2 separate regions of the Homo sapiens genome follow, and region 1 is linked to region 2. The links are chromatin loops, found by intact Hi-C in ENCODE. Cell type or tissue: PC-3. All regions are shown on one strand. Links, peaks and the distances in the headings refer to the core of each region. The heading gives the core; the rest is flanking DNA. Region 1 overlaps SEMA3A (semaphorin 3A). Region 2 overlaps SEMA3A (semaphorin 3A).

What was found. Hi-C counts contacts between places; a loop is a spot of excess contacts. Peaks named below come from ENCODE experiments on the same cell type or tissue, not always from the same donor. Only the 100,000 strongest peaks of a DNase experiment are listed, where the experiment ranks them.
Region 1: a loop joins it to region 2, with 2.7 times the contacts of the local background. A loop is called at or near these places in 1 of 110 quality-filtered maps.

The regions. Positions count from the first base shown.
Region 1 is chr7:84,055,395-84,064,550 of GRCh38, reverse strand. It overlaps SEMA3A (semaphorin 3A), which reads left to right. Exons shown (of 17, transcript NM_006080.3): 5 at 3,993-4,086. Among named protein-coding and RNA genes, the nearest start is that of SEMA3A, 130 kb to the left of the region's middle. RefSeq lists enhancers at 8,553-9,144, 9,145-9,156. In PC-3, for the core only: no CTCF peak of the experiment used is centred there; DNase peaks (open chromatin) are centred at 3,670, 4,350 and 5,690; H3K4me3 peaks cover 1,366 bases; H3K27ac peaks cover 3,858 bases.
Region 2 is chr7:83,972,812-83,981,967 of GRCh38, reverse strand. It overlaps SEMA3A (semaphorin 3A), which reads left to right. Exons shown (of 17, transcript NM_006080.3): 14 at 490-647; 15 at 4,772-4,836. Among named protein-coding and RNA genes, the nearest start is that of SEMA3A, 220 kb to the left of the region's middle. In PC-3, for the core only: a CTCF peak has its summit at 5,541 (motif pointing left); no DNase peak of the experiment used is centred there; H3K27ac peaks cover 747 bases.

The DNA of each region.
Region 1 (9,156 bases), core at 3,276-7,275, 83 kb before region 2:
CCTATGTGTGTCTCTGCACGTGAGATGGGTTTCCTGAGTACAGCACACTGATGGCTCTTGACTCTTTATCCAATTTGCCAGTCTGTGTCTTTTAATTGGAGCATTTAGTCCATTTACATTTAAAGTTAATATTGTTATGTGTGAATTTGATCCTGTCATTATGATGTTACCTGGTTATTTTGCTCGTTAGTTGATGCAGTTTATTCCTAGTCTTGATGGTGTTTACATTTTGGCATGATTTTGCAGTGGCTGGTACCAGTTGTTCCTTTCCATGTTTAGTGCTTCCTTCAGGAGCTCTTTTAGGGCAGGCCTGGTGGTGACAAAATCTCTCAGCATTTGCTTGTCTGTAAAGTATTTTATTTCTCCTTCGCTTATGAAGCTTAGTTTGGATGGATATGAAATTCTGGGTTGAAAATTCTTTTCTTTAAGAATGTTGAATATTGGCCCCCCCTCTCTTCTGGCTTGTAGGGTTTCTGCTGAGCGATCAGCTGTTAGTCTGATGGGCTTCCCTTTGTGGGTAACCCGACCTTTCTCTCTGGCTGCCCTTAACATTTTTTCCTTCATTTCAACTTTGGTGAATCTGACAATTATGTGTCTTGGAGTTGCTCTTCTCGAGGAGTATCTTTGTGGCGTTCTCTGTATTTCCTGAATCTCAATGTTGGCTTGCCTTGCTAGATTGGGGAAGTTCTCCTGGATAATATCCTGCAGAGTGTTTTCCAACTTGGTTCCATTCTCCCCATCACTTTCAGGTACACCAATCAGACGTAGATTTGGTCTTTTCACATAGTCCCATATTTCTTGGAGGCTTTGCTCATTTCTTTTTATTCTTTTTTCTCTAAACTTCCCTTCTCGCTTTATTTCATTCATTTCATCTTCCATCGCTGATACCCTTTCTTCCAGTTGATCGCATCGTCTCCTGAGGCTTCTGCATTCTTCATGTAGTTCTCGAGCCTTGGTTTTCAGCTCCATCAGCTCCTTTAAGCACTTCTCTGTATTGGTTATTCTAGTTATACATTCTTCTAAATTTTTTTCAAAGTTTTCAACTTCTTTGCCTTTGGTTTGAATGTCCTTCCGTAGCTCAGAGTAATTTGATCGTCTGAAGCCTTCTTCTCTCAGCTCGTCAAAGTCATTCTCCATCCAGCTTTGTTCCGTTGCTGGTGAGGAACTGCGTTCCTTTGGAGGAGGAGAGGCGCTCTGCTTTTTAGAGTTTCCAGTTTTTCTGTTCTGTTTTTTCCCCATCTTTGTGGTTTTATCTACTTTTGGTCCTCAATGATGGTGATGTACAGATGGGTTTTTGGTGTGGATGTCCTTTCTGTTTGTTAGTTTTCCTTCTAACAGACAGGACCCTCAGCTGCAGGTCTGTTGGAATACCCTGCCATGTGAGGTGTCAGTGTGCCCCTGCTTGGGGGTGCCTCACAGTTAGGTTGCTTAGGGGTCAGGGGTCAGGGACCCACTTGAGGAGGCAGTCTGCCCGTTCTCAGATCTCCAGCGGCGTGCTGGGAGAACCACTGCTCTCTTCAAAGCTGTCAGACAGGGCCATTTAAGTCTGCAGAGGTTACTGCTGTCTTTTTGTTTGTCTGTGCCCTGCCCCCAGAGGTGGAGCCTACAGAGGCAGGCAGGCCTCCTTGAGCTGTGGTGGGCTCCACCCAGTTGGAGCTTCCAGGCTGCTTTGTTTACCTAATCAAGTTTGGCAATGGCGGACGCCCCTCCCCCCGCCTCGCTGCGGCCTTGTAGTTTGATCTCAGACTGCTGTGCTAGCAATCAGCGAGACTCCGTGGGTGTAGGACCCTCCAAGCCAGGTGCGGGATATAATCTCGTGATGCGCCGTTTTTTAAGCCCGCCGGAAAAGCGCAGTATTCGGGTGGGAGTGACCGGATTTTCCAGGTGCCGTCTGTCACCCCTTTCTTTGACTCAGAAAGGGAACTCCCTGACCCCTTGCGCTTCCCAAGTGAGGCAATGCCTCGCCCTGCTTCGGCTCGCGCGTGGTGCGCGCACCCACTGACCTATGCCCACTGTCTCGCACTCCGTAGTGAGGTGAACCCGGTACCTGAGATGGAAATGCAGAAATCACCATCTTCTGCGTCGCTCACTCTGGGAGCCGTAGACCGGAGCTGTTCCTATTCGGCCATCTTGGCTCCTCCTATTTCCTAATTTTTCATCAAAATACACATATATCTGGGTATTTCTTTAATGATTCTTCTAAGTTTTTGAATAGAATATGTCTTTTCATATAATTTTAATATTTAAATGCCTATGATAAATTCGTATTTGTGAAAAAGTTTGTAATTTAGTGATGTATATAAACATCTCAATGTAATATTTCTTTGACACTATGTTAGGAAAGTTGAAAATAATGGCAACAACCTGTGTTAATTTCCATATTATTTTGCTATACTGGTAATACTAACATAATTAATAGAATATAAATAGCATTTTTAAAATTTTGCTGCTTTTAAAATGTTTTAAATAAATTATTTAACCCTCCAAATTAACTTGTGAGGTTAAATATCCTTACATGTGCTGACATTTTAGGACCAGAGGCTCAGAGATATGAAACAGTGACCAGAGAACCAGAGCTAAGCCTGGTGCCTGGCTCATTGCGTTTTCCACTATAACTTAGTACAATTCTGTGAAAGCCCATAAATTATTTCACAGTATAGATTTTAGAACTAACCTAAAGAAATATCATTGGTACAGGACAGCTAATTGCCAAATACAGAATAAATGCAAAGAAAGAAGATTAGAATTGGTAATTCTCATTCACAGTAGTAAAAACAGAACACTTGGAATTTCTTCCTTTTTTTTAACTTTCGTCCCTAATTCAAATGAGTTTTAAGAGTAATAATTTGAAACCCTGCCATTAGTTCCATCAGAAATATTAAATGTTAAACAAAATGATCCCTACTGATCATAAAATGGACACCATTTAATATACCAAGATGGTAGAAAATACTTTTATGTGAATAGTAGAGAAATTGCCAAAAAATAAAAAGCTATTTTATTTCAGTCTGTGGACAACTTAATGTACTACTGGAAAAAGCATACATATTCTTATCTAATTAATTCCCAGGGCACTTGGTTCTTAAAAGAATGCTCAGAAATGTCCCCAGATTTACTCCACTGTCACATATAGAGTGCAGTAGGTAGACACATTCTGACAACAGGGTCTCAAGCGTGAATTAGTTATCTCCTTATCAAGATTTTTGATGTCATGCTTTCCTGCACATATTCTACCTTGAGACATGTGTATATTTTTTATAGGTAGTCAAAAGTTCATTCCTGTTTCTGAGTACTTAGGGACCCAACAGAGCAGGCTTTCCCGTGGTAATAATGTGCTTGTTATTCCATTGACACCACCTCCAGGCACACTGCTCTCCTAACCTGGGATATTTCCCTCTTAGAGAAGTGAATGAGGCATTTCAGGCACTTCACCTGCTGCTGTAACTTAAAAATACACAAGAAGCACGTAGCCACCAAAGATGTGCAAAGGACATAGTGGGGAAAATAAATTTGATGGCTATTTAACATGTCTTCTGGAAAGTACATACTGACAAGATTGTGTAATTTATTCTAGACAACTAACGTAGTGAATTGCTATTTTTCTTTTCTACAAAGGAAGGAAATGAGTCATTTTATTTAAGTTTAACATTCTTTCCTCAAAAGCCATTATGATAGATTATAACATACCTGTGTGATAAAATAATCACTCTCCTCTTACCATGACACATCCTGTTCTTTATAGTTTATTTACACATTATTGTTTGCAACGTGCTAACTGCTACTAAATATCATTAAGCTAAGTAGATATTTGGCTAGTATTACCTATTTTCAATACACTTGATTTATTTTGCCATCTCAAAAATTTGAACAAATAAAAATAACTCTTGTGTTGGACATGAATACTTGACATCTCTCTGATTAACTGATGTGTTGAAAACACTCATTTTTATATATAAAGGAAACCCTTTTCTCTTTCTTTTTTAAATCCACAGGACAATATTTTTAAGCTGGAGAACTCACATTTTGAAAACGGCCGTGGGAAGAGTCCATATGACCCTAAGCTGCTGACAGCATCCCTTTTAATAGGTGCGTAGTCAACAATCAATTAAATAGTGAGTTTTCTATAAATAACAAACAGGTTGTATGTTCTTTTTTATCTACCAAGATTTTCCATTATGAAATAATAATTGTTTTAGAAGGACATTAGTTGTGATATATTCAAATGTTTGAAAATGAAGAAGAAACACTAAATGCTATTTTGCTTATTGCACCAACTAGTCTGATTCTTTTTAATGGAAATGGAATAGGATCTTAAAATGGCCTCTCAATTACTATGCAGCCCCACTTGGTACAGTTGGCAGAGACCCATTGTGTTACCTTGTGCTGGCTCATCCTAATATACATATTACATATACAGGCTAAGGGAAGTTACATTCTGTATTCACCTTTTATGAAATTAGCTCTTCTTTTTTGGAAAATCTAACAAAATATTTGATGTGACGTCCTCTACCTTTTTCTGTAACCATCATCTTTTCTAGCTTTCTCCTCTTTTCATTTAGCATTGCTGATAAGTGGGGAATGCTTATAGTTCAAAATAATAGAAGTAGATACAAATAAGATAAAACTTTAGTCTGTATTGAAAAATAAAGAATTTTTTCCAGACTCTTAACTACCTCCGGACTGGAGTTAACTAAATACACAAACAAAAAGTGGCAAATCATGAAGCAATTTTTAAATTTTTTATTTTCTCTTTATTTTATCATTTTTTCCTTTCTTTTTTATTTTTTAAATTTTGAGCATACCAACAACCTAAAACATAAAAAAATTCTGGGTCATGATTCTGTTCTTGAACATATTTTTCTACATAATTGTGTAGAAATTATGTACCTTTTTGTTTTCCTTTTCTATACAATATGCAAAAGAATTATTTAATAGCACAACAAAATGAAACTTTTCAAATCTAAAATTTCTAATTAAATTTTAAATAATAAATCTTGATTAAAAAATTAAATTTAGGTTATCTGATATGTCATAAGTTTATAAAGTTTTCCATGTTTCTCTTCTTATAATTTTTTCCTACTCAGAAAAATAAACTCTAGTCATATTGACTGCCATATTAACCATGAAGATATATATTTTTTCTGTATTTTCTAGTGTTTTCTTTTGTCACCATGTTTCACTGATCCTTATTCTATTAAGAAGAAATCCATTGTGGCATGAATTATCTCCTCTGTTGCTTTTCAAATGTGGACACTTTTAGTCCATTTCATGCATTTATGCAGCATTTTAACAAAAGTTTAAGACCTGAAGGAAGGCAGCATACCTAGCACACTTACAATTTTCCTATTTATGGTTGGTCTAGTGATTATTTGTGGATGGCTTCCTCAAAAATACATGCTGAAATTTGAACGTTGTTTTAAACAAAGGGTAGGAGTCATATTTTGTATGAACTTACAGCTTATAGTTATTTAAATTGCACACTGAAAAAAGGATAGGTATTCCTTAAAAAGCAGTATGCTAAAGTGTGCCCAAAGCAGCTTTACTTCATGGTATGTTTCTCAGTAGGGACTTGCTTGATTATTTATTTTAATATTCCGCTGAGAAAGAATGATGACAAGTAGGTATTACCTAGTTCATATGGTATGCAACCACCCAAAGTCCACAAAGAAAACGAAACTCCACAGTTTTAGTTTTATATTTGAATATCTTTGAAAAAGCTATATAGGTTTATGAAAAGGCAGAGAGAATGAGCAAAGTTCAGTGAGTCAGGAAGAGGACGTGGCTAGAAAGAACAATAGGTGTTTCAGAAAAAGAACTTTCAGATGGAAGTGCAGACCTAACCTATCCAATATGGTAAAATAATTTAGTAATTTTCAGAGGTATGTAGCGCTTATTGACAAGACCAAATAAATTAACTTCTGAAATCATTGAATAGCAAGATACAGAAAAAGAAACAGGCCATATTATACCTGGCAAAATCCTTCAAAATACCTGAAACGCCATTTTAATTCAAGAGCTGAAACTCTCTGTGTTGAAGTTATTTGCTTTCTTTATAACTGTGCTATAAATTCTTCCTCTTATGGTACATTTAGTTCCCCTTGTTGGGTTTTCGTTGGCATTTTCTCTCATACTGCTCTAAAAAGAATGCTCACTAGTTTAATGGAGCTTTTTAACATAAATATTTTCTACAGCACTTCCCAAACTCTTTTACATACAAGGGTAACAGCTGTCTCAGAAATATACAGGTTGTACTTTGTATATCAGAAAATGGCCATTGGGAAAACCTATGTTCCCAAAAGCTTTTGGATACACCTTCCTCATTGGTACAAATAAGATAGAAATTTTAAGGTGGTTCTAGGCTTCTTCCTTCCCCAATACTGGGAAATAAAATTTCAGGTTGGGCTCAAACCATCTGTAAACTGGCTAGATGGATCTTGGCAGCAAATATTTTTTATACCACCAATCCCACTAGGAAAGAAGTAGTTTCAAACAGTAGTAAACTTTAAAACCAGATGACAGCTTAAAATTTTTAGTTTACAAAAACTAGCAAGGTTTAATATGACTTCTTCCCAAAATGCCATGGGTTTTTAAGCTGAGGACTATTGAGAATATGGATTCTCTCTTGAGCAATGCAAAGCTACTGAATGAAGTCCCCAAATCCAAGAACATGTCCTAAGTTTTTCAAACCAAAATAGTAAAGTTAATTTTGCAATCTCCTTTAAAAGTGATCATTTTGTCAAGATGAATTTGCTCCAGTCTTTATTTATTTATTTATTTATTTATTTATTTATTTATTTATCTTGCTCTGTCGCCCAGGCTGGAGTGCAGTGGCATCTCAGCTAACTGCAACCTCTGTCTCCCGGGTTCAAGCAATTCTCCTACCTCAGCCTCCTGAGTAGCTTAGACTACAGGCATGTGCCACCAGGCCTGGCTAAGTTTTGAATTTTTAGGAGAGACAAGGTTTCACCATGTTGGTCAGGCTGGTCTCGAACTCCTGACCTCGTGATCCACCCACCTCAGCCTCCCAAAGTGCTGGGATTACAGGTGTGAGCCACAGCGCCTGGCCTTATTTTTTTTACTCTTTCTTATTTCATCCACCTGCAAATTTTTTTTATGAATTTGTTTTAAAAAATCTTTTACTAAAGATAGCAATTACTCACCTGCTAATAATAAATGCCAGATGTGAACATAGCACAAGGATAAGCCTCAGTATTTTCCAACACTAAGTACTATCTCACATTTTCATGATGTGAAAGAACAGTCAACTTGAGAGCAATTTTATTTTTTCATTGAAATCTTTTCCAGGCAATGCAGCACTAATAATTTAGAAATATTCCATCCCTAAGAGGTATTATTGAGACCTATTTCAAAGGTCTGAGACTTTTAGCTAAGTTTATATCCTCAAGTCAAAATGCTGTCTTGTCTCAGGAAAGAGCATAATTTGACATTACAAAATGCTCTCACTTGATACTAGAGCAAATAAGGAACTCTCTAAGTTAATTAGATACAATTGAAAAAATTATTTGAAGCTCTCTGAGCCTCAGTTTCCTTGTACCTGAAATGGTATGGCAGTATTACTTTCACTAGTGTGTTGTGAGAAATAAGACAATGTAATAGCATACTATTATTTTCGGTGCTTGTGTAATTCTTTAATATATGCAAAGATAAAATAAGCAAACTTGCAGCAGTAGTTGCCTGTAGAAAGGCTGGGAGGGAGATTTGGTACCTTATAAATTTTACATTTTCAATTTTATACCATGTAGACATATAAACTGTTGAAAAATTTTAATTTTAAAAGAACAACATAAGTAACGAAGCCAAAATATTTATTGATATAGAGAAGGTGCTCAATAAATATAATAGTGTAAAATTTTTCTTACATCCATGGATTGCATCCGTGCTCTGTGTGTATGTGTGTGTGTGTGTGTTTCTGTGTGTGTGATAGAGGGGGTATTTTCTTTTTTTTTTCCCCCTTCTGTTTCTAATTTCTTTGGTACTCTGTGAGTGGAATTTACTTAAGGTGTTAACAACATAATGGCTTGGTGTTTAAGTTTGTTTGATATTTTGCTCACATCCATGTCACACTTTTCACCTGTGTTAGTAATGCTGCAATTTCATCAGGAAATGTGGTTTTGTTTCCACCTTCTGTTTCTCCTCACCACACCCTTCTTAGGAATTGTAATCCAATACATTCACTGATCTAAGCCACATTTTTACTTCATTTTGAGTTTTGAGCAGAAAGTCTAGAGTATATATGAACTTTTGTTTTTAATACGTACTTCTCAGGCAACTAAGCCATAATAGAAATGCAGTTCACAAAACTGTTTTTGTTCATCTCAGTAAAGTATGCTCTCCTGTGAGAGAGTTAAGAAAGCTTCCAGTTAAGAAAGAATGGTCGTATCCTCAAATAGTAACTTTTGTGTTTGACAGTTTCTGAATGATAGTTTACATATGTCAGCACAAATTTGTCTTAGTTCAATATATTATTTTTGAAATGTTAAACTGCCCATGTGGTATTTTTTTGGAGAGCCTTAAAGATCTTGTAGGGTATAGTATTCACAACCACCTTTTAATGTAGACAATAATTTCTAGATATATGATTCTACCATCAATTTAATAAAATTGGACAAATGTTTATTTCTTTCACAATTGGCTTAGTATATGTGAACAGCTCTAAAGTATGTATCTCAATTATAATGTCATTTGAATAATTGCAGAATAACATTTAACTAATACACTACTTCAGATTTTCAAAAAGACTTCTATTAGGATCTGAAAATTGTCAAATTAACACTATGCTTAAGAATCAACATATAATTTGGGGAGGAGCCAAGATGGCTGAATAGGAACAGCTCCGATCTACAGCTCCGAGCGTGAGCAACGCAGAAGACGGGTGATTTCTGCATTTCCATCTGAGGTACCGGGTTCATCTCACTAGGGAGTGCCAGACAGTGGGCGCAGGTCAGTGGGTGCGCGCACCGTGCACGAGCCAAAGCAGGGCGAGGCATAGCCTCACTCGGGAAGCGCAAGGGGTCAGGGAGTTCCCTTTCCTAGTCAAAGAAAGGGGTGACGGATGGCACCTGGAAAATCGGGTCACTCCCACCCGAATACTGCCCTTTTCCGACGGGCTTAAAAAACGGCGCACCAGGAGACTAT
Region 2 (9,156 bases), core at 3,359-7,358:
TGTAAGCACCAAAATTTTGCCCCTTCCCATATCATAGGAAAGGGCACACTCCATCACAGGCAATACAATAGGGTACTGAGAAGTCAGAAGCAATGGTTCCTGCCTCTGGCCAATCTGGAACACATGGTAATAAAGACATTTTGGTATATGAGTATTATATACAGTAAAGGTAAAAAAGCAAACTTGCAAAGAACAAAACTTGTAGCTTTGAACATTACATTGGTTGGTGTATTACTGTCTTCATCTTTCCTTTGTTTTACACTTAATAAAAGACACTTGTTTCAGTCAAATATTTAGAACTTGCTCTTGCTCCATTTTAAACTGCCATCTTGTCTAGAAGGCCTTTAAAGAAATTAGCAATAAAGGGATGATTTTTTTAAACCCTTAATTTATCTCTGAGAAGTTATATATAAATAAACTCTTTTTTAAGAGAACAAGAGATTTAAAAGACAAGATAGTTTTTGTCACAGCAGTAAACTCTTTCCACAGCAACAACTATATATTGGTTCAACGGCTGGGGTTGCCCAGCTCCCTTTACACCGGTGTGATATTTACGGGAAAGCGTGTGCTGAGTGTTGCCTCGCCCGAGACCCTTACTGTGCTTGGGATGGTTCTGCATGTTCTCGCTATTTTCCCACTGCAAAGAGGTAGGAAAAATATTCAAAATAAATGAAATGTTTGCTAGTTATCCTATCTGATTCCAAGTTTGAAATAGCTTTCTTCAAATAAGTGCATCAACTTTTTCTAATGAATAAAAAGATTTGGGAGCAGATGGAGGGGATTGTTGCGTTTTGTTTTTTCTCTTCTCTTCAAATAGTTAAAACAATCAGAAAAAAAGTCACAGAGAAAGTCATAAACAGAATCTAGACTGAGTCTTGTCCCTTTAGACCAAAATACTCTGTTTTCCAAACATGTTCTTCTATTTCTATCCAGCAACATTCTGTCTCATTTTTAAACTTTAATAAGGCAATTTATGTCTCTGGATGAACAGAAAATGATCAGAGAAAGGAATTTATTTTCCTTTAGAGTCTTAGGTAGTACACAGGGGCCTAATTATAAAAAGTCCAGAAGAATTTATTTCTAGTTTTGAAAATATTACATTTTAATATGTGATATATGTAATTTTGATTAACATCACAAAATACGTCTATTTGTTTCAAGAAAATTTAAGTGTTATTATATTATTATAGCATCACCTTGCATTTGCAGTGTCTGAACTTGAAACATAAAACCATGTAGTAAAATATCTATCTGTGCATATGCAATATATATGTATATGTGTATATCTATATGTATATGTGTATATATGTATATGTGTGTGTGTGTGTATATATATATATATATTTTTTTTTTTTTTTTTTTTTGAGATGGAGTCTCACTCTGTCACCAGGCTGGAGTGCAGTGGCACAATCTCGGCTCACTGCAACCTCTGCCTCCCAGGTTCAAGAGATTCTCCTGTCTCACCCTCCCGAGTAGCTGGGACTACAGGCGTGCACCACCATGCCCAGCTAATTTTTGTATTTTTAGTAGACACAGGGTTTCACCATGTTGGCCAGGATGGTCTCGATCTCCTAACCTCGTGATCCTCATGCCTTGGCCTTTGAGAGGGATTACAGGGATTACAGTCGTGTGCCACTGCGCCCAGCATATATATACATATATATCTCTTAAACATACTCTTGATAATACTTAAAAGTATTTTTTTGGACATGCTTGAATAAAAGTTGCTAAGATAACTCTTTCTTCATTTGACAAAATAGCCCTTTCAAAAACATATCCTTTACTACTCACTGAAGGATGTCTTTCTCTTTCAACATTTAGCAGGGTTTAGGAAATGAGAATGGTGGATGAAATTAACATACAGTATCTCGTTAATATGAGCCCAAAGATTAACAGCATGTATATCAACCTATTGAAATATAAAATGGAACCAGCTTTATGAAACCTCTGCATTTTAGAAGCAATATAATTTGATTTCTTTATTGTTTATTATAGCTATTTTTTTCAAAGAAGCTATGAATGTAGATTTTCATAGCTAATGAGGTATGTCCTACAACATTTGTATCAGTTTGAATATTTGGTAAAATATTTGAGCAAAGAAATGGCCCTAATGCCTACTTAAATCTCTTGATTACACACTTTAGATAACATTGACTGAGTGTAAAATCATCTACAATTTAGTCTGTTATATAAGTAGTCCAAAGGATTAAAACACAGTATCCTGTTAATAATATTAAATGTATACGCAGTATTATATCATATAAGAAATACAATTATTAAACCTTTAACATTCAGAATTGAGGTAACATGTTCGTATTACTTTTATATAACCATTCATTTTGTCGAAATTTCAAATTTAAAATAAAACTTATTGTGGAGATAATGTCTGTTCATTAAAGAAACCGTAGGTAATTTAAGGAATAGCAATATGCAGTCTTTACAGCAGTAACATTAAATTTTTTAAGATTAAAAGTTAATGCTTCTCAAAAACATTTAACTCTAGGTGGCTATTATCTTACTTTAAAATGTGGAATTCAGCCCGACACCGTGGCTCACACCTGTAATCCCAGCACTTTGGGAGGCCAAGGCAGGCGGCTCACGATGTCAAGAGTTTGAGACCAGCCTGGCCAGCATGGTGAAACCCCATCTCTACTAAAAATACAACAATTAGCCATGTGTGGTGGCGGATGCCTGTAATCCCAGCTATTTGGGAGGCTGAGGCAGAAGAATTGCTTGAACCCAGGAGGCAGAGGTTTTACTGAGCTGAGATTGCATCGCTGCACTCCAGCCTGGGTGACAAAGCAAGACTCTGTCTCGAAAAAAAAAAAAAAAAAGTGGAATTCGTGTTTGAACTAAAATGAGTATTATTTCTTCTTCATGTGAAAGTTTATAATATTACCTAATTTAGTAATAATCTATTTGAATTTTAAGCTCTTCTTAATAAGGAAAGAGATAAAAAGAAAATCAACACATCTATAAGTTAAAACCTATATGTTATTACATATTTGAAAAGTATTTATTGTATACCTACAATTCAAGATTGAAGGAATTTTCATTAGCACATTTTTGTTATGCCTTACAGATTTTACTTAATCCAATTTCATGAGTGACACGCTGTCTTTAAAAAGGATGTTTAGAAGCCTCATGATTTATATATTCTTTGTGATGGCATTTTTCAAAATCTTAAATGGCAGTGAAAAATGCCTTCCCAAATGCTTTGTAGTTCGTGTTTCACAAGTTCTCTTGTTGGCTCAATTTTGAAATGTGCAACATCTGTTTGATAGTTTCACTAATTCTACAAATAGAAATCTATAAATACTTTAGACTTCTAAATTTATGAATACAGTAACAAATTCCATATTTGCAATTCTCAACGGCCTTTGTGAGAGTTCTTTTTAGGGATGGTAACTAATTTTGCAGCAAGACAATACCCATTAAAATAGCAGCAGCAAACACTTGGGCAAGTGTCCCCCAATCTTTTCCAGTCTGTTACACATAGCCAGTCTCCATTTTTAGCCTCTTCCTGGAACTTCACATCTTTGTTGCACCGCAGTGACTACAGCCTACCTCCTCCTTCCCAGGCAACCATTAGCAAAATGTAGAAAAAGGATACCCACAACGTGCTGCAGCTCACATGTGATCTGGGGGTAGAATGTAGAAGAAATCGTTTGATTTTTATAAGCAAACTTTGCTTTTCTCTTAAATGTAAGTTCATTTATTCTCTCTCTCATTCCTCTGGCAAGAGGAGGCCTTGCCCTTAAGTTCAACATTTATTGTTGCTTTTATTCACTTCACAGGTAAATTGGTTTGCAATCATAGCCATATGATCATAAAATAAACTGTTTTAAAAAAGAACAGGTTGATATGGCCAGGCGCAGTGGCTCACGCTGTAATCCCAGCACTTTGGGAGGCCGAGGAGGGCGGATCACAAGGTCAGGAGATCGAGACCATCCTGGCTAACACGGTGAAATCCCGTCTCTATTAAAAATACAAAAAATTAGCTGGGCATGGTGGCGGCTGCCTGTAGTCCCAGCTACTCAGGAGGCTGAGGCAGGAGAATGGCATGAACCCGGGAGGCGGAGCTTGCAGTGAGCCGAGATCACGCCACTGCACTTCAGCCTGGGCGACAGAGCGAGATTCTGTCTCAAAAAAAAAAAAAGAAAGAAAGAAAAAAAAAAAGGATAGGTTGATACAATAACCAAGAAAAGAAATTTTAAAACTAGCTTAAAAATAGAATTTCTAGTCTTAATATTATAAAATTTAGCAAAAGTCTATTTAAATAATTATGTGTAAGCATTTAGAGAAAGAGAACATTCATGTGAATTATAATTTTCAAGCTTATTCCTTCATTAATAATCAGAAAAAAAGTTTAATTTACCCTTTATTGAAAAAAATGGATTATTATTTTAAATTTTGTGCTTTTTCCACAGAAGTTAGGCCTTGAGTTTCTAGACATTAGATTGTTACTGACTGACATCTGGTAGTGAAAAAGCCATGAATTCTCTGTTATCACTATTTTAAAGACTTTTAACATGTTGTTAGTACATTTGGATCTTGTTTCCCATTTTGATCATCTTGGAGACTGCTCTTACAGGTATAATGAACTGTTTTTTAAAAAAATCTTTTAGTTGGATGTAGATTCATCTGTTCCTGTAAGTTACTAGAGTCTATGATATATATATATATATTTTATTTCTCTTCATTCTTATGACAAATTCCTAGAAGGGAAAAATAAGGATACAATAACACCTTTTAAATGTAATTGCTTCAGACGCACAAGACGACAAGATATAAGAAATGGAGACCCACTGACTCACTGTTCAGACTTACACCATGGTAAGTCACATTTTTCATCTTTCAACCTGCTAAGACCAGGCTAAAATCATAATAATGCATATTCATGCATATGCATGCAATGTATGCATCTCTCAGAATACTTAAAGAAATGCAGCCGAAGAGAAGTAAAATCTTACAGAAAGAAAATCCTAAAGAACACAAGGCACTGAATTATGTTTTATTATCATAAATTATGTTTTATTATGATGATAAATTCAAAATTTTAGATGCTTACAAGGTTTAAAGCTCAACTTTCTTATATTAACAAAAAGAAGCCATGTTTAAGTACTTCATTTTGTATATAGTAGCAACCTGAGATGAGTAGGGAATGGAAATGTACATTAAAATATACCAAAGCAAAAACTACAGTCTTAAAATATGCCTTAAAATGATTCATTTATATGCTCATGATATAAACCTAATATATCATTATTGGGTATCCTAGTCAAGCAGAAGATAATGTGGATATCTTTACACTGAATTACTAGTAGGGTATTCCCTTACACTGGGCATTTTGTACCAAATTCATTTTTTGCTTCCTAAAATATGTCAGAGCCTATTTAATGTCAAAGTTGCTTAGTAAATGCAGAAACATCAACCAACCTTCACTTAAAATGCAGTAAAATTGTAGTGATGCCCCACTTTCCATAATTGAAACATTATGCCATATTACTATGGAAATAATAATGAGGTTATGCTTCCCTCTGCTGGGGGAACTTATCAATGACAATACTGCTAATGAACATAGTTAAAAATGGCTGAAATGTACAATGTAAACATTGTCACTTAACATAATTATTCTATTAATTTTTTTGATGCCATTTATTCTAAAAGTAGTTAATATTTATCAGTTGACTTTTCTTTGATTTACTAATTTTATGTGTGGAATATTCATGTTTATGGATTTTAATAAAACATTACCACACATAGAACCCCAGCATACATTCCAAAACTTACTTTCTAAAATTCAGATCCCCCTTTGGCATAAGCTGGATGGGCTGGTATTTGATTTACGAATGCTCACGGGATTGTTTGGGGAATCCTACTACCAGGAGACGGGTAACCATGAATAAAGCCAGTGTTTCGGAACCACTTTGATTGCAAATTTTCTCACCAGGGACTTTCCTATCTGTGATTATCTTTACTATAAATAAGAAAGAGACCACAAAACTGGAGTAAATGTTACGACTGTCCCTGCATTAGTATGGTGCATTTATTGAACACTCTCCTTAAATTTTTTCAAATAGCATATTTCAATCAAATCCTAAAATATTTGCTAATCTTTCATAATCTGTTTCATGGAAAAATATTGAATTATGATCAGCACCATTCCAGCAATGTAATATTTTGAAATATTAATTCATTACACTAAATAATCTGTTTGCCTATATGTGGAGAGTTAATGATAATTACTGGAAGTAAAAGAATCAGGAGAATGTAACTGAACCAATCAGACTTTAATCTCCATATCAAAATGAAACATTATTTTGCTTGTTGTATATTTCTAGGTTTATATCAATACAACATTATGAGTATTGTAGATAACAAATATTTGTTGAATGACTGAATGATCTAAAAATTTCAAGTTATAATCTAGATACATGTCTTATTACTTTTGTTTTTCAGTAGAGATTTGAACTAATAGCACTTTTTGATTTTTGTAAAAAATACCTTATGTCATACATTGTTATTATCAACACCATTATATTCAAAAATAAGATCTCTCTTAGGAAACATCATTATGAATTAATCAATTGACTAATATATATTGATTATATGCCATCATGTGTAGGACACTATGCTGTGTTTTGAAAATTTTTAGAGATTATATGCATATATAATCTTAATGGCATATTCATTTGTTTAGTGATCCCTTTATAGATTCAGTTAGAATTTCAAAATTATATTCATGCTAGAGTTATGAGTGTAAATATATATGGGGAAAAACTGACCAAAGGAATTTTTATGAAAAGTATGACTGTGGATACATAAATATTGTTAACCATTGAATGACTGGGGTTTGGAGAGTGTTTCAGATATTAAAGATGTGTTTTGATAAAATTAGAGTAGTTAAAGACTATTAAAATTTGGCATATAGAATGGCTTAGCCATAAGAAGTAAGAAATAAAGTGAGTGTAAATAAATTTACCTCCTGATTCTTACGTCAGATGCACACTGGAGAGAGAAGAGAAAGTGCAACTGTTCAGTGTTACAGGGTCTTTTGGGGGAGGGTTGTGGTAAACAACTCTAGATGTTTGTGATATCTGAGAGGAAAGGGTAAACTAGCCCAGCAAGCCCTCCAGCAATAAAATATTCCTTTTTGAATGCCTCTTTTCCCCTTGTCTGCTTGTTTTGATAATGACTACACATAAACCATATACACCATAAATTACACTAAATTTCAAATATTTGGAAACTAAGGTAGGCATTCCCATTTGGCCATGCTAAGTCTTACCATTAGGAATCAGTGATTATTTTGGAATAGTTGACGTCAGTATTTGAAAGTAAAATGGGCAAAAATCCGGAGCCCAGCCTTACTAAATCATGTATGTTGTCTTGCTAATATTAATTCTCACATTGAATAAAATATATGTGCTCATGTGGAAGCATAAAAATATGAGATGTTTTCACAGAAAGCTGGTAAGCAACATGAAGCCAAATTACACACTTCAGGATGATCAGTTCCAGCTGTAATGGTAAACATATTCTGTAACACTCTATAGTTTACACATCCAGAGGTTTTAATAGAGAGACTATATACAGAATAACTCAGAATTAAGGTGGAAGAAATTTCACTTTAGATGAAACATTTAACACTCACTTGGCACTCTGCTCCCTTATATGTAAAGTGGCTCGAGTGGTGAACTAGGCCAGGTGAAACAGAAAAATCCAGCTACACCTCCTCTTGATCCCAGGATACTCTCCTCTGTCGCCGGTGGCTGGTCACCTAGGGGAGATTTTAGTATCAAATCTTAATATATGTGTGCTGGCAACTCTTGTCTTCCCACTCACACCTCATACAGGAAGCTAAAGAGGAAGCTCAGGTTGTTTCCAATCTGTTCCCTTCCGTAAAATAATTGCTGTGTACAAAATTGGAGCTCATCTGACTTTGTACTCAAGAAAATGACTGACGAAGGCAATTTACCTATAAACCACTTCCCATTTTCTTTCTCACTAAGAATGGGCCATATTATGATTTACATGTCCAGAAAGGAAAAAAAAAAAAACTACACCATCAGTACTAATTTTTTTTTAACTGTACCATCATGTTAGGTTTCTGAATCTTTGAAATATTTTATATCCTATCTTCTAGTTGAATGCCATCATTGAATTTCACTTTCTAATAGTTTTGCATGCATGCATTACCTTCCTGGCACCTCACAGTAATATGTCCACAGAATCCAATCTTCTTAATTATCTCCATAACTGTCCATCTCAATTTATATCTTGGTTGGCATCAGAATCATTCCAAAATTTTATAAAATGTCTTTGACAATGCCATCTTTATGATCTGTAGAACTGTAAATTTAGTATTTTGTAGCAGTGCTATTATAGTCTGTGTCTTAGCCTCTTCCAGTGATGAATCTGAGCATTTAGCCCCAAGAGGAGTCTCAATATTTGATAGATGAGCATGATGTCAGCCCTAAAAGTAATCCCTACCTTTAATAAATTATCAAATTTCATCAAGTCTCAGATGACATAATATAAAATACACCATTCTTTTATGTACTTTTAAGAAAAAAAAAACTGCTGAAGATGGTCAGTCTACTAGATGATCCCAGCATCAAACTGGGACACCAAATGACTCAGGACTAGACTAAAGGAGAAATAAACTCTTATTCAGATGATAATAGCAAGGAAAATTGTCTGTTTCAATCATAATCATGTCTGGTTAGAAAGAGATTAAAAAATACTCCTTGAACTACAAGGTGGTATTTATGAAGATTTACTTTCCGAATTCACACGAACAGAATGGACCCAAATTTCGGACAGAGACTTTAATTTAAAGAGGTATCATATCAGTAGGATCCCACATATCTGTCAGAAGTAAGAAAGAATTTCTCCTAGAAAAAAGCAACTTCAACTCAGATCAAGAACAATTGTAAGACACATTCTGATATCAGAGATATTAAAGTATAAAGAAGTGTGCGTCTTAGAATCAAATACTTGCAGTATTAACTTCTATGATTTTTATAAACCCTTTTTGAATATTTTCACTGGAGATAGTCATCATGACACTTGTCTTCTGCTGAGGAAAAAAGTCTAATTATTCATATTATATGTGTGCAAGGCAAATGCACAGATAACATGAATAAGAAG